Regions from separate parts of the Homo sapiens genome. Here region 2 is linked to region 1. The links are chromatin loops, found by intact Hi-C in ENCODE. Cell type or tissue: tibial artery. All regions are shown on one strand. Each heading gives the region's core, and the rest is flanking DNA. Links, peaks and the distances in the headings are about the cores only.

What was found. Hi-C counts contacts between places; a loop is a spot of excess contacts. Peaks named below come from ENCODE experiments on the same cell type or tissue, not always from the same donor. Only the 100,000 strongest peaks of a DNase experiment are listed, where the experiment ranks them.
Region 2: it touches region 1 in a loop (10-fold over the local background); 3 of 110 quality-filtered maps call a loop at or near these places.

Annotation. Positions count from the first base shown.
Region 1 is chr15:91,759,271-91,767,610 of GRCh38, forward strand. No RefSeq gene overlaps it. Among named protein-coding and RNA genes, the nearest start is that of SLCO3A1, 90 kb to the right of the region's middle. In tibial artery, for the core only: no CTCF peak of the experiment used is centred there; DNase peaks (open chromatin) are centred at 551 and 5,121; H3K27me3 peaks cover 560 bases.
Region 2 is chr15:91,714,110-91,722,449 of GRCh38, forward strand. No RefSeq gene overlaps it. Among named protein-coding and RNA genes, the nearest start is that of SLCO3A1, 140 kb to the right of the region's middle. In tibial artery, for the core only: no CTCF peak of the experiment used is centred there; no DNase peak of the experiment used is centred there; H3K27me3 peaks cover 211 bases.

The DNA.
Region 1 (8,340 bases), core at 169-8,168:
ACCAGGAAGAAGTATTTATTTCATGCAATTTTCCCAGTGTTTGAAGTTTTGAGATATTAAATCACTTAATATTATAGATAACATAGTACTTTTTGGCTGTTATCTCATGTCTGATCCCTGGCAGGTTATGAATAAAGATAATGTGATTTACATATTTATTAGCTCCTTTTTTCACTAAAATAACAGCCCCACATCTCCCATAGCCCACAGTCTGCACTGACTGGCAAGGACATTTAAAATAAGACCTTGTCACAAATTCTCATTTTATACTGGTCACAGTGATAGTGTGCATGAAATTATAATAGGGAATACTCCCAAGTCTGTGCTGAATATCAAGTTTAAGTGCAATGAGGTCATTCGAAGAGTCTGTGATCCCTCTATAGAGGCAAGAAAGTCACTGATACCCCTGAACCCCATCTCAGGAACACAGTGGCCTAGATTGGCTTGCAGAACAAAGGTTCCGATTATAACTGCTCTGTCCAGAGGCTGTGGCATCAGTGCCCTTTGCAAAAGGGCCTGTCACCTGGAGTGGACATTAAACAGAGCAGCACTCTTTGCCTGGGGTCTTAATGCCCATGGTGGTTTGTTTGAATTTGAACTCCTCAGCAGAGTTCCAGTCATTCTCCTGGGAATATGGACTCCTTCAGCTGAAAGGCACTGAACACAATTAATCTCCTTGTCTGGTTCCCTTTATCTTGTAGAAACATATGTGTATATAAAATTTCAACAAGGAGTTCTCCTATCAGACACAGAAGGACCTGCCATGTAGAAATTATTTGGCAAGGAAGTACAGGCATTTTGACTTAAGAAGGGCCTGAGAAGGCAGAGCTGTTCCCCTGGGAGGAGACCCCTGGTGCCTTTTTCTCCCCTAGAGCAGTGATGGTCGCCTGTGGGTGGAGAGACGATTGCAGGTAGACATAGGAGAAGAAAATGCTGAATGAATCTGAATTTTTATTTTCTAAGTACATCTTTATGTTTAAATAAAATTTCTTGGACCAGCAGGTTTGTGGTGTCAGGAGTCCTTAAATAACTAAATAGTATTTCTAACTACTGATGTTCTTGAGCAATGATGCAAGTATTATGTGAGTGGTGTAGCCTGTAATGGATCCACGTTACTATAGAGAAGGATGTCTCTTTAACATTCTACTACTTGACTGTAAATCCAGCAATCACCGGCCTCTTGCCTACTTCCCTGGGCATGGGAAGAACTGTAAAATCATATGGACATTTGGCACAAAGTTTCTTTGAGAGAGGTATTTATTATCTCTTTTCTAAAAAGCCTGGAAGCAACTTTTTACCTACTGCAAAAGCAGGCGTCTTCTAAGAAGTCACACCAAACTTAATTTGAATCCTTATCTAATGAGAGCATCTTAGAGCTACTTCAGAGATTTGTTGGAGACTCGGAAATCCTGTTTCTAGGCCATCAGTCCTCTCTGAGCTGTTTTAGGCAGAGATTCATTCATTTACCCAGAGATTCGTTCTCACAAACAGAGAAAAGAATGAGACGCATGATATAAAACTCAAGATTGCTGGGTGTTGCTCCACAGGGCACGTACTGATGGGTACGAAAGACCTTTGCTACAGGAAACTATTTGTTTTTCTTTGCTGCAACGATTGCAAATCTGGAATCTTCCAAACTGAGCTTGACTATCTAAGGTGGGGGGCCTCCCACAAATGTGTGGCCGTTTTAGAAGACGAAATACATTCTTTTCTTATTGTTTCCAGGCCTCACATGAGCTGGTGCCCTGTTTTGACTACCTCTCTTTCTCCTTGAGTCATTCAAGCAGGTCTACAACTCCGACAGTAACAATGAGGCTTTCCCTTCATTATTTGACCTCCCAGCCAGAATCATGGTGCTTTAATGAGGGACCCCATATCTCATTTGGCCCATCAAGGGTTTCTCTGAGATATCCAGTGACAGCCTTCAAAAAGCACAAGGGAAAGAGACCGTTGCCAAGCCCCAGGAGATCAAGTGAGGAGCAGGGGGTTGCTACAGGAAAAGGTAAAGTTGGGATCGGGAAGCAGGTGGGAATCCGACCCTGAGAAAGGAGCGTCTGATTGCTTCAATCTCCATACCGCCCTCTCTTCTCCACCTAAAACAGAGAGAATTTTCTGTGTCTTTCCTCTCTGTTACCGTCTCAAAATTTTTTATATAAGAAATTTGGAAATTGAGTGTTTGTGTGTGTGAGTGCAAGAGAAAATAAAAAGAAATGAACATAACATGCATTATAAAGTACTTACTAAGCTCCTGTGCCAGTGTCCCCTGAATTTGAATTGTTCCTCTCCGGGGATTTGATGACGGGCCCCACACTGATGTGGGTAGGTAGCCTACAACCAGCTAATGGAAGCCAGGGTTTTTTTGTTTGTTTGTTTGTTTGTTTGTTTGTTTTGATGGAGTCTTTCTTTGTCACCCAGCCTGCAGTGCAGTGGCACAATCTCGACTCACTGCAACCTCTGCCTCCCCGGTTCAAGTGATTCTCATGCCCCAGCCTCCCGAATAGCTGGGATTACAAGCACCTGCCACCATGCCCAGCTAATTTTTTATGTTCTTGGTAGAGACAGGGTTTCACCATGTTGGCCAGGCTGGTCTCGAACTCCTGACCTCAGGCGATCTGGCTGTGTCAGCCTCCCAAAGTGCTGGGATTACAGGAGCGAGCCACTGCACCCAGCCCGGAAACTAGGTTATGTAGGGTTAAGGAAATTCCAGTTCCATTGGCAGCAGACACCTGGAGAGTTGTCTCATGGAGAACATTTCTAGGTTGACAGCTGTATAGACCAACCTACTGGGAAAGAAAAATGACAAGAGTAATGAGAGTAACAGTAAGTACTCTACAACAACAGTAAGGAGATTACGCTTGTAGGTCAACTTCTCCAAACCTCAGCTTCTTCAGTTCAAGGTAAAGAAACTAATAGAATCTAAACCATAGGGCTGTCATGAAGATTAATTTATTAATATAAAGTTTTTAAGAGCATAAGTGCTCAGTAAATGCCAGCATTCATATTATAGCAACACAATATGGAAAAGATATAAATGAGGTCCTGTCTCCAGAAGCTTGACATCCAGTGGGAAAGCAGGAGTTATAATAAACAGGTGAAACATAGGGTAATTTCTGCAGTGGAGGTAAATGCATTTCAGAACTCAAGAGCTGTTCTTCCAAGTTTTCCCAAGAATAGGAAAATACTTCTCAGAGAGGGGGACATTTGAACTAGAATATCAAAGATGAGCAGCAGGGGGGCTTTCCACAGAGACAAGATGTAAGATCTTTTTTATTTTTATTTTTTTCAGACCAATAAAATAGAATGTGCAAAGGCGTATAGGAACAAGAGAACACTGGATTTGGGACAAGCCCAGATACTTCAGATCTCATCTTCTAAGCTTGCTCATTATGAGTCAAACACAAAATAAATCAGCGATATACTTTTTTTTAATTGCCAGAAACTTGAAAACACAGGCAGACAGAAACCAATTCGTACTTCTTTTTTTTTTTTTTAATGTTTTTTTTTTTTAATTATACTTTAAGTTTTAGGGTACATGTGCACATTGTGCAGGTTAGTTACATATGTATACATGTGCCATGCTGGTGCGCTGCACCCACTAACGTGTCATCTAGCATTAGGTATATCTCCCAATGCTATCCCTCCCCCCTCCCCCGACCCCACCACAGTCCCCAGAGTGTGATATTCCCCTTCCTGTGTCCATGTGATCTCATTGTTCAATTCCCACCTATGAGTGAGAATATGCGGTGTTTGGTTTTTTGTTCTTGCGATAGTTTACTGAGAATGATGGTTTCCAATTTCATCCATGTCCCTACAAAGGACATGAACTCATCATTTTTTATGGCTGCATAGTATTCCATGGTGTATATGTGCCACATTTTCTTAATCCAGTCTATCATTGTTGGACATTTGGGTTGGTTCCAAGTCTTTGCTATTGTGAATAATGCCGCAATAAACATACATGTGCATGTGTCTTTATAGCAGCATGATTTATAGTCCTTTGGGTATATACCCAGTAATGGGATGGCTGGGTCAAATGGTATTTCTAGTTCTAGATCCCTGAGGAATCGCCACACTGACTTCCACAATGGTTGAACTAGTTTACAGTCCCACCAACAGTGTAAAAGTGTTCCTATTTCTCCACATCCTCTCCAGCACCTGTTGTTTCCTGACTTTTTAATGATTGCCATTCTAACTGGTGTGAGATGATATCTCATAGTGGTTTTGATTTGCATTTCTCTGATGGCCAGTGATGATGAGCATTTTTTCATGTGTTTTTTGGCTGCATAAATGTCTTCTTTTGAGAAGTGTCTGAGAGAGGAGTTGATAATATCAGGCTTCTTGTTTAAAAGAAAGCATTGGATATTTCTACTCCTTAGCTATTATTTAGTTCCAGAGCAATAGAATCACATCAAATATGCTCTCTGGAAATTATTCTCATTAAGTAAACAATATACAAGATCTGAAACAAACCCTAAGACAGTCACGCTTAGTGTCACTAATGTCCAATTTAAAGTCAGAAGTCCAAGAAGGTATTTTTGTTTTATTTTAAAGAGTCCAGTCTGCCAGTTACATACCGTTCAGTGTGCTGTGATATTATTTCCTACTTTATTTGTTGGGGTTCTCCAGAAAAACGGAAGAAATAGAACGCATATAGGGAAACAAATAGATTTATTTTAAGGAATTGGCTCACATGATTATGGAGGCTGAGACAAGTCCCAAGATCTGCAGTCAGCAAGCTGGAGACCCAGGAGAGTCAATGATGTAATTTCCAGTCTGAGTCCAAAGGCCTGAAAACCAGGAGAGCCCATGTACAAGTTACAGTCTGAACGCTAGCAAGCTCAAAACCCCAGGAAGAGCCGGTGCTTCAGTTCAAGCCCAAAGGCAGGAAAAGGCCAAATTCCTTCCTTGAAAGCAATCAGGCAGAAGGTGTTCTCCTTACTCCTAGAGGAAGGAGCTGTCTTTCTATTCTATTCAGGCCTTCAGTGAATTGAATGAAACCCACCCTCATGAAGGAGGGCCATCTGCTTTAGTCTACTGATTCAAATGTTAACCTCATCTACAAACACCCTCACAGGCACACTCAGAATAATGTATGACCAAGTATCGGGGAACCCCGTGGCCCAGTCAAGTTGACACATAAAATTTCCCACCACACCTAATTAGTTAGTGTGATGTATTGATCAGCAGTTGCATTCCATATGGTGGAATTTTTTCAGAAACTGTTAATTGCAACACTGAAGATAATTATTATACCTCACACTGAATGCATGAGATTTAAAGTCTGGAAAGACATCTCTGGCGTTCAGAAGACCTGATTTGCATTACCTTAACTTCCTGCATTTCTTACGATTCTGCAGCGAAGTCTAATGTGACAGAAGATTATTAGAAGGGACACAAATATTTGTAATTTATAACAAGAAGGTCTGAGTATTTCAATAATGAGAGAGAGAAAAATACTGTGACATCAGAAGACTTGACTTCGCTGAGTTTCCAAGGCAGTATGTGGCCATTCTTTATAAAATATGTATTATTAAAACCCTGATCCTGGATAGAGCAGACCTTTACATCTGCCCACATGGCACAAACAAAAACAAAGTCTTGGCAATCACTTCTCTGATCTGATTGATATAATCAGCGAATTCTGTTAATTTCGGGCTGAAGAGACTTTTCTTCATTCCTGCTTTACCAGTTCTCACTTTGCACATCAATCACATTAATTGGTTGATTGTGAGCTTTCCACTGAGCTTCCTGCTGTTAGAAATCCCCAGGGAGTTTCACTTAAGGAAAAAAAAGTGAAATGTCTACTGCAAGTATCCCCACACAGAGCTCTTTCCCAAAATGGGAAGAGAGACAAGACTTAAAATTTTTCTTCCCATGAAATGTCCATTTGATCCCTTCCTTTTGGACCTCATTTAATGCCACAGGACATAGGGTTCACTCTGGCCTCACCTCCTCTTTTTACTCCTGGCCAACTGGTGAAACCCTGAGTCCAGAAGCCGAGGAGCCCCTCACCTTGTCTGAGCTGGAAGAGTCGCCCTCATGGGAGCAGTCACCTCCTAAACTGGATTGATTTTCTTGTGGGTTTATGAAGAGGCTCCTCCAGGGTTGACACATAAGGGAGGAAGGTTCCCCAAAGCAGCTCTGCTTCTAACTGAATCATATATAGGACTCCCGAAGAAGATTGTTGAGCAGGTGGATCCAAGACTACAAAAAGATTCTGGGCAATTACTTTTCAGTCTTCTTCCCCTCACTCCTCATGACTTTTGTTTGGAATGAATTAGTTGATGCTTCTGTATTAATTGAACTAGACTAAGTTAAACTGCGAAAACTCAACCCCTAGATCTCAGTGGCTTACCACAATGGTGGTCTGCTTCTTACTCATACCAACCTAGATGACCAGCATCGACAGGCAGCGAGTTCTGCTCCTTTGGATGCCCAGGGACCCAGGTGGACTGATGCTCCAGCCTGGACTGAGAGTCTGGGTCCTCCATGCCACCATGGCAGGACAAGAGAGCGAATGAAGGTCCTGCCCTTTGGCAATTTAAAATCTACACCCCAGAAGTGGCAAACACTACTTTCACTCACAGCTCATTGGCCAGAACAGTCACATGATTCCATCTCATGAAAAGAACTGGGAAGTGCAGGTGCCCAAGAGAAGAATGGGACATTTACCACCCCTGGTAATGTTTACCAGAGCTTCTCTCTTTTCTTTTTCCCTTCACCCCAGACTCTTGACTTCCAAGGTCTTCTAACCTTCCTCTGATTTTACAACATTTTGGACTCTTTTCTTTTCTTTTTTATTTATTTTTTGTTGGTTTGTTTGTTTGTTTTTATCTTTGTTTTGAGATGGAGTTTCACTCTTGTCACTCAGGCTGGAATGCAGTGGCACAATCTTGGCTCACCACAACCTCCACCTCCCAGCTTCAAGCAATTCTCCTGCCTCAGTCTCCAGAGTAGCTGGGACTACAGGTGCACAACACCACGCCTGGCTCTTTTTTTTTTTTTTTTTTTTTTTTTTTGGATTTTTAGTAGAGACGGGGTTTCATCAGACTCTTTTCTAGAATTTTTGTCATCAGTAACTCTGTCCAAGCCCTCCCCCTCCCCCAGGCAAATCATCCACAAACACACACACACACACACACACACAGAGTGGGTAAGAAAGGTCTAACAATTTGTTGACAATGCTCATGCACATTAGGTAGAAACAGAAGTCAATGAGAAGTGTAAGCATTCTGATTGCCTAGGATTTGTTGAAATGGCTCGTATGAATTGCTGTCAATGGTCTTCAGGCCCTGCCACTCTTGTGCTCATGTGTGTGCGAAAATGGTTCATTAACAAACCCTCTGGTCATGTTCAGTGCCACTGCACCTGTATATATTGTAGCTCACAGGTAGGATTGATGTAGTCACAGTTAGACATGCCTCTATGTGATGCTCTATGTGTGTGTGTTGAAGGGAGGGGATTGGTAGGATTGTCCCTCTCCAAATATAGAAATAGCAAATTCAGTGGAAATGATCTGCAACAATTTTTTTTTGAAAAAGGTTCTCACTCTGTCACCCAGGCTGGAGTGCAGTGACATGATCTCAGCTCACTGCAACCTCCGCCTCCTGGGTTCAAGTGATTCTCGTGCCTCAGCCTCCCAAGTAGCTGGGATTACAGGTGCGTGCCACCACTCCTAGCTAATTTTTGTATTTTTGATGGAGATGGAGTTTCACCATGTTGGCCAGGCTGGTCTTGAACTCCTGGCCTCAAGCGATCTGCCCTCCTCTGCCTCCCAAAATGATTTTTAAATTTATAATACTCATTCCTGGCAGAGATCTGGGAGACAGGAGTGCTCATCTATTATAGGTCGGAGTGAACTTTAGTACATTTCTTTTTCTTTTTCTTTCTTTCTTTTTTTTTTTTTTTTTTGAGATAGGATCTCACTCTGTTGCCCAGGCTGGTGCGTAGTGGCACGAACATGGCTCACAGAACATGGCAGCCCCAACCTCCCAGATTCAAGCAATTCTCCTACCGCAGCCTCCCAAGTAGCTGGGACCACAGGGACATGCACTACCAAGGTCAGCTAATTTTTTAAAAATTGTTTAGAGACAGAGTCTCACTATGTTGTCCAGGTCAGTCTCAAACTCCTGGCCTCAAGTGATCCTCCCACCTCGGCCTCCCAAAGTGCTGGGATTACAGGCGTGTGCCACTGTGCCTGGCTCATACAACATTTCTGAAGGATGATTTGGCAATGTTATTCAAAAGATTTAAAATTGCACATAAACTTTGTTCTATTATTTCCATTTAAAAAATTTTCCTAGGAGAAAAAAGCAAAGATTTAGTTGTAAAGTTCTTCAG
Region 2 (8,340 bases), core at 316-8,315, 45 kb before region 1:
ATAAACATGTTTGGACATACCTCTTAACCTTTCTCTGCTATAGTTTTTCTCATTTGCAACATGATCATAATACCTGTTTCAATCCCACATAGATTTCTGAGATGGAAGAAGTTAATGGCAATAGCATATAACATTCTTCTGCCCACCAGTAAATTTGATTTGACTGACCAACATGTTTTTGAATATTTTAAGTATAGTTAGACCAAATTATAGGTGATATCAGAATAAGTTCCAAACAGCTGGAGAGCAGAAGTTATATAATACACAGAGTCGAGAATGTCTACACCCAAATCAGGCATGTGGCATGACAAGTGCAGTTACTGTTGGGGTAATGAAAGTGACTGTAAGAGAGGTACTGGAGTTAATAGCAGAGACTGTTGGTTCAGAAAGACCTGGGTTAGAATCCTGGATCTGTGGCTCATTTTAGCTATGGAAATTTAGTCCCTCTGAGTCTTAGTTTTCTCATCTGTAAAATGGGTTAATAAGCCTTTAATAATCCCTGCCTAAGGTGATAGAAGAGATTGAATGACGTGTTTTTATACATGTTTAGCAGTGTCTAGTACATAATAACCATTCACTAAATGGTAGAATATGTCAGAACCACATATGATATATATTTGGACTGTGCTAAAATTCTAGCCATGAAATTGCCATAGTTATGTGGCAAATTGGAAAGAATAAAGGGATGATCTACGGTGGCGCCTACCTGTAACAGATCTCTCAGGCCCTCAGCAGCCTCTTGGTGCAACCAGGGGAGAATCATGAGAAACCTTCCTTTCTTCTGTGTTTCTTTCTTCTGCTAGCAGCAGACACCCAAGAAAGGCTTAGAAACTAATGACAATAAATTGTGTCAGTGGTGGATGTCCTTGATATGGTTTGGCTCTGTGTCCGCATCCAAATCTCATGTTGAATTGTGATCTCCAGTGTTAGAGGTAGAGCCTGGTGGGAGGTGATTGGATCACAGAGGTGGTTTCAAATGGTTTAGCGCCATTCCCCTAGTGCTGTCTCGTGATAGAGTTCTCACAAGATCTGGTTGTTTGAAAGTGTGTAACACTTCTCCCTTTGCTCTCTGTCTCTCCTGCTGGCCATGTAAATATGTGCCTACTTCCCCTTTGCCTTCTGTCATGATTGTAAATTTCCTGATGCCTCCCCAGAAGCAGAAGCCTGTACAGCCTGCAGAACTGTAAGCACAATTAAACTTCTTTTCCTTATAAATTACCCAGTCTCAGATAGTTCTTTACAGCAGTGCAAGAACAGAGTAATACAATCCTGAACCTCTTGGAACAGATGTGAATGGATTATCACATCTGATGAAATGGGGCTTCTTTTTACAAGAAAGAAGGGACAAGAAGATGAAAGCAACTCTGCTGAGTGTTCCTAGCGGAATATCAGATTGTTCTTTGCCATCAGGGAGAGTGAACTGAACCATTGCTTGAGATCAGGAATGTTAAGACATATACTTCAGTGACAAAAGGCATTATGAGCACAGAGCTCCAGCTGCCTGGGGAGCAGAACTACAGCCAGTATGGCTGAGTGTGTCAGTGCCAAAGTGCTGGCAGTTTGTTAGACTCCTCAAGGTGTAGGGCTTTCATTGTGAAAACTAAGTTGGTGTGGCGTTTTGAAGTCCAACAGACCTTGATTCAAATCTTGCCAGGCTACATCCTAACAATGGGTAAATTACTTAATGTCTGAGTCTCAGTTACTTCAACTGAGAAGTGAGGCTGATTCCTATGTCCTAAGGCAGTTGAGAGAATTTGATGAGATGGGATATGCAAAGTGCCTAGCAGAGTGCCTAGACTGAGGTAAACAGCTGATAATAGAATCAGTGCCACTGCATGTTGGAGGTAGAATTGAGTACAAGGAGAGACCCATACCCTAGAAACCAGACCCCAATTAAAATAGCCAGGGCTCAAATCCTGACTCAATTACTTACTTACTATAGGGCCATTTATCCCACTTGGTAGAAATATTGACAGTGATATAAATATTTATTTATATTTATCCCATTTGGTATAAATATTTACATTGATTATGAAGTGCTGCCCCAGACCTCACTAGAAGCATTACATTATATGTGGTATATGAATCACAGTACCTTCTAAAATTTCAGAACTTCTCAATTCTGAAATCCATCTGGCCTCAAGGGTCCTAGATAAGGAACTGTAGACCTACATGTAGAACTCACTCCATGGGGCTGGGTGGACTGATGGAGTGATCTATGTAGAATAGAGCCCTGCAGCACATAGAAGGGCTCAGAGAGTGCAGGCAAGGACAACAGGAGAATCTGACTTCTGTTTTCCATACTTGCTGCATGACCTGGGGTGAGCTACATAACCTTTCTCTTTCCCCTTTGGAAATGAGCATGATGATCATGATACCTCACTTGTTATGAAACAAAATCAGCTGATATATATAAAGCACTTGGTAAAGTATCTGGTACCTATTAGTAAGGGCAAATTCTTATAATTATTGCATTTTATGTGTACATGAAAATTTCTCTTTTATAACAGGCATGGCATCACAGCAAAACTCAGGAAACAAGGCAGACCAACTTGTATTGGTATTCCAAGAATTTTACAGGGAATAGAAAGGTTACACGGTATATTAATCCAAACTGACCTTTTGTGCTTTCTTTAATCCGATTAAAGCACTTTTCATTAAAATAGTTTTATTTTTACATAATGCTACTGACGGATTTTTTTCCTCCTAAAAGTTCTGATAAGACAAAAGCAAGAGGAAAATGGTTATCTCTTGCTTGTAACTACACAAGTTATTTCAGATAGATAGATGAGGAATGGATGATTGAAGGAACACCCAATGAGGATGCTGTGCCACATATTGTTGAAATCAACAACCATTTATTTCTGTTTCCACCCGCTCTGTCCCTCGTGGGGTGGCTATGGAGCTATGTCACTCCAAGAGGAACTGCTGCAGGGAAACTGGTTGGTGGACAATTCCAGCTGTCCCTTGTATTTGCATCTGCCACATTTGCCCTAAGACTACACTTTCCCACACCATTGACAGCTGGTGAAATAAGCACGGTAGGGTAGGGGTCCTAGTGCCAGCCTATTCCTGCCCAATGTGGAAATCCTCTAATGGGAAATTTTTGCATGAGGACTCCCCATCAGCCTGGTCAAGATGTTCTAGAACTGTGCTGCAGCCTGAGGCTTGCCCCACACAATCCTTCCTTCCCTCTCTCCTTGTACAAGTGTCTGATCTGCATTGTGGTCTGAAGGCTCTCCCTGCCTGGTTGTGCTTTCTCCCATTCTTTTTTTTTAATTAATATTATACTTCAAGTTTTAGGGTACATGTGCACAACGTGCAGGTTTGTTACATATGTATACATGTGCCATGTTGGTGTGCTGCACCCATTAACTCATCATTTACATTAGGTATATCTCCTAATGCTATCCCTCCCCCCTCCCCCCACCCCACAACAGTCCCCAGTGTGTGATGTTCCCCTTCCTGTGTCCATGTGTTCTCATTGTTCAGTTCCCACCTATGAGTGAGAACATGCGGTGTTTGGTTTTTTGTCCTTGCCATGGTTATCTCCCATTTCATCATGCAGAGACGATTCTCCTAGTAAATATCTTGCACATCTAATCCCATCTTGGTGCTTGCTCCTTGAGGACCCTAATCGACACACCCTGTGTTTATCTCCTAGTTTTCCTTGCCTTGAGGGTTCTGGGTGTTATGTAAGTTTTGCCTCTGAGATGTTCTTGCAAGAGATTTGGAAAGGGAAAGAAAGGGAGACATCAGTCTCTCCATCGCAGTGGAAGCTGATGACTGGGCTCCAACAGATACGGGTTTTTGGAACAGCAGATTCCCCATTCCACTGTCCAATTACCAGCCTCAGGGACTTGGGCTGCTGTGGCATTGGCAGCATTTTTATGTTGCTTCCTGAACTTTGGACTGTAGCAGCAGGGACCTCAGATCAGAGCTGCTGTAGCAGGGTTTTGAAGCCCAGGAGCCACTCCTTAGCTGCTGTTTTTCCAGCCTTTTTAATAATTTCATGAGCACTCATCGCCCTGAGTGGAATTTCCTTCTGCTTAATTCACTGGGGTGATTTCTGTTTCTTGCACTGAATGCTGACTGATACAGAATTCAGTTCAGGCAAGCATCACATCCCCCAAGTTCTTATCATTGGACTGGGCTGTACAATCTACACCACTACCAGGGAAACCTTATTACCCAGTCCCCACTCTAGATGTGGCTCCAGAGATTAATGGACAATCAGGAAGTTTTCAGGGGCAGGGGCAGGGGCAGGGGACATGGAGAAGAATGGGTGGAATTTCTCTAAAAGAACAGAGCCAAAGTCTAACCAAGGAACTCACTTCCCTGCTGGGGTAGTGAGTCTTCACAAGGTCTGCCCTGCAAGATTTCCTTGGTTCTGGACCAGTGACTGCTATGTGCTCCCCAATCTACTCCTCTCTTTTTGAGTTTTTGCAGTTGCCCTGTTCCTGCTTTACTATTGTATATTGAGTGTGTGTTGAAGGGAGAAGGAAGTGTAGAGATAAATTGTCTTTTTGTATACATAGATTACTGAACCATGAAGAGACAAAGTTAGGCCTGAGAATCTTCACTTTGAGCTTAGTTCGGAAATGGGGCAGTGCTTTGGATGGTCTCCCTTGAGGAAGAGTGGTTGTGCTCTATGTGTGGGAAGAAGAATACACATGACTGATTGGTGGCCGGGGGTGAACTGTGTTGGAGACTGATCGTTAGGCATAAAAATCCATTCTCCTCTTCTTGTTTGTCTTAATCAGTGTCTGATCAGGAAAACACAAACTGTGTCAGGTGTTTCAAAGAGAGGGAATTAACACAGGGAAGTGGCTCCAAAGTGTATGGAAGCATTGAAAAGGCAAACAGGAGAAAATGAGGTAATCAAGAAATTAGCAATATCAGAAAACAGCCCTTCCCCTTGTGGTTAAAGGGACAAAGTAGGAGGTGATGTTACTGTAGCCCAGGAAGCCAGAACCACAATGGGCATGTCTCAGGAGAGCCGGGATCATGGAGGGTAGGACTATCGGGCAGGAGGCAGAACTGTGGAGGAAATGCAGCTAAAGCAGAGAGGTAGAAAACTACACTGCCTTTCCTTCTGCTCCTGCCCTCCAGTCCCCCACCAATGTCTCCTATTGGCCTACCCTACCCCAAACTAGGGAGCAAAGAAGGCTTGAGTATGAGGTTTCCTGTGATACACACGAGGACACAAGCCAGGCAGTCTGGGCATAAGGCTAGGCTGCATTTCCCAGTGTCCCTTGCAGTTAGCTGCATCATGCGATTAAGTTATCTTCTTTGGGATGTGAGCGGAGGTGATGCATAACCCTTCAGAGCCTGGGCCTTGCATCAGAGGGTATGCCCCTCCACATGGTCTTTCTCCTACTCACTGGCTGCCACAGGAGAGATTCAACATTCTCCAGGCAGACAGTAACAATGCCCTAGGAAAAGAGGGGCAACACATGCAAGAAGCTGTGTTCCCTGAGTGATTATGTGGAGCAGAGCTGACCCACTGATGTGGATAGCTCATCTGGAAACAGGTACAAAAAAGAGAAATAGACTATGTTCTTTAAGCCACTGTATTTTTGAGTTTCTTGGCTACCACAGCTTAGGTCTTTATCCCAATAGACATGTTTTCAGTTTTTATTCCATTTATTCAAGGATTAATTTTCAGCTACTAGACCTAGGCACCTAGGCACTTAGGTACTATGGATAAAAACATAAACAAGACAAGTTCTTATTCTCAGGGAGATCTCTACCTACTAGAAGAGACTGACAAACATAAAATGTTATAGCATAGAGTGCTAAATATTATGAAAGCATAACACCCTGCAACTGAAGAGGTGACACAATTTAGGAATTATTCTTAAAAGTCAGAGTTGACAGACGGGAACTTGGAGGTTTACAACAATCACTACCAGTGAACAAAATTCTACTGTGCCAGACTGTGTATCAGGTCCTTAAAACCTGTTGTCTCACTTAACACTCACCTTTTGAGACAGGTGTTAAAACTCCCCATTTTACAGATGAAGAAACTGATAATCAGAGAGTTTAAGTAAATTATCTAGGGCCACAGAATTAATTGCTGAGATTTAAGCCCAAGTTGGCTCTTAAACTGATGTTCTTTCCACCATGGTAAGCCATCTCTCTATCCAGTGAGCTTTGATTTTGTGCTGCACTTAATAGTGTGCCCACTGGGTAGATGCCTGCTTGTCTGACCTGCGCTAAACATCTATTTAACTCATTGCTCAGGTCCACAAGGAGAAGACAGAAGAAAGTGGGGAGACAAGAGGCTGCTCTTGTTACTTGATTTCTTTGCTTTATTTCTGACCAGAATAAGGTGTTCACCACCAGCATGACTGTCCTCCTTGTTTCATACCAAATTTGTTCTAAATTATTTCAGACAATTTCCCAAAAATAGCTAGACTTAAAGGACAAAGATTTACCACCATGAAGGATATTCAAAAAAACGCTCTGGGTTCTGGCAATGTTCAACATTTCTGTCTCTGAAAGTTTTGGGGCAAAAGAAAGAGCATGGGAACCGCTTTCCACTGGGCCTGAGGACCCCATTTTTAACCATCTGAAAAAGAGACATGTGAACTGGCACTGACTTTAGGGACATCTTTCAATGATCAAGAATATCAATGACAATGCCAACACTAATATATCCAAATACTGGATTAATAATTGAACAAAATTGTAGCACCCCATGTGACTCTCCCCTTCTAAATTTAAAAATGATAAAATGAGACTGACTGATCTCAAGAGGGATTTTATTTATGTATCTCCTTGACATTCTAAGAGAGAGTGAGAACTGTAGTTAACTATTGGAAAGGAGGAACATAAGCCTTTTCAAGGTCCAAAGGCCCTTGCTCAGTTTTGAATGATGCTCAGTTGCCAGTCTCTGCCACTTTTGCAAATGATCATTTATTAAATAAGAAGGGACATTTTGAAGACAGCTGAGTCTTCAAAACATGAAAAAGTAATACAGTCTCAGAGCAAGAGGGTGATAAATTATGTCATGTGAACCCAGCCATGGTGTGCCCTGAATGCTTATGGAAAAGTCATTGTGTAACAGTAAATAACGGGTGGATCATAAGGTGTTTTCTTCCAGAGCATTCACAATGCTTGACGTGCTTGTTAGTTCACAAAGCGTTACAAAGTATGTGAATGGTACAGTAAGGCCAGTTTGGCAGGGGCAGGGACTAAGACTTGAAGTGATTATGTCCAAGATGACAGAGACAAACGCACTTGTGGGTGCAGAGCCTATATCTCCTGGGTCAAATACCAATTCTAAATATCAGCCCACCTATCCTTCTTGTTTAGAAAAAACTCAAACTACTTTTTCGTCTTCTCCTACACCACAACAGTCACCAACACAGAAGACATCCACGATCAAAATGTTGGGTGTAGGGGGATGTTTCTCCCCACCACCAAGTGAGCAATCAGTTTTGCAGTGGATACCAGTTGGGCATCCTCCAGTTCAATTCCAACACCATCTATGTGAAGCCAGTGCCAGATCCCACAGGTTGAAGGTTCAGTCCCCAGAACTTCCCCTGCTTCGAATAGCAGGCACAAGTCCAGGCCTCTGGAACTTCTGACCAACCAGCTTCAAGTTGGGGTTCCCAAAACCTCCTCTTTGGGTTCCATTAATTTACTAGAGCAGCTCACAAAACTCAAGGAAACACTTACATTTACTGGTTTATTGTAAAGGGTATTACAAAGGATATAGATGAAGAGATGGATAGGACAAGATATGGAAGAAGGGGCATGGGGCTTCCACACTCTCCCTGGGTACGCCAACCTCTTAAAACCTCCTTGTGTTCAGCTATCCAGAAGCTCTCCGAACCCAGTCCTCTTGGGTTGTTATGGAGGCTTTGTTACATAGGCATGATTGATTAAACCTCTGGCCATTGGCAATCAACTTAACCTTCAGCGCCCCCCCACCCCAGCCCCCACAGGTTGAGGGGTAGGGCTGAAAGTCTCAATCTTCTAATCATGCTTCTGTCTTCTCAGGGTTTCTGGCAACCAGCCCTATCCTGAAGCTTCTGTGAACGTTAGTATACAAAAAGCACTTTGGAGATTCTGAGGATTTTAGGAGTTGTATGCCAGGAAACTGGGAAGAAGATGACATATATATATTTTCATATCACACTTCTCTATCAGGCATTTTTGCTAAAATCCAATAGTGGTCAGGGTAACAAATTTAATCAAGATCTTATGCAAACTTGACTGTAGATTGAGCTTGCCAATATACATATAAAATAAACCAGCTCACAAAAAGATAAAAAATTTGATCTCCCACCCTCTTTTAGGGCAATCCACAAAAATCAAATAAGATCAAAT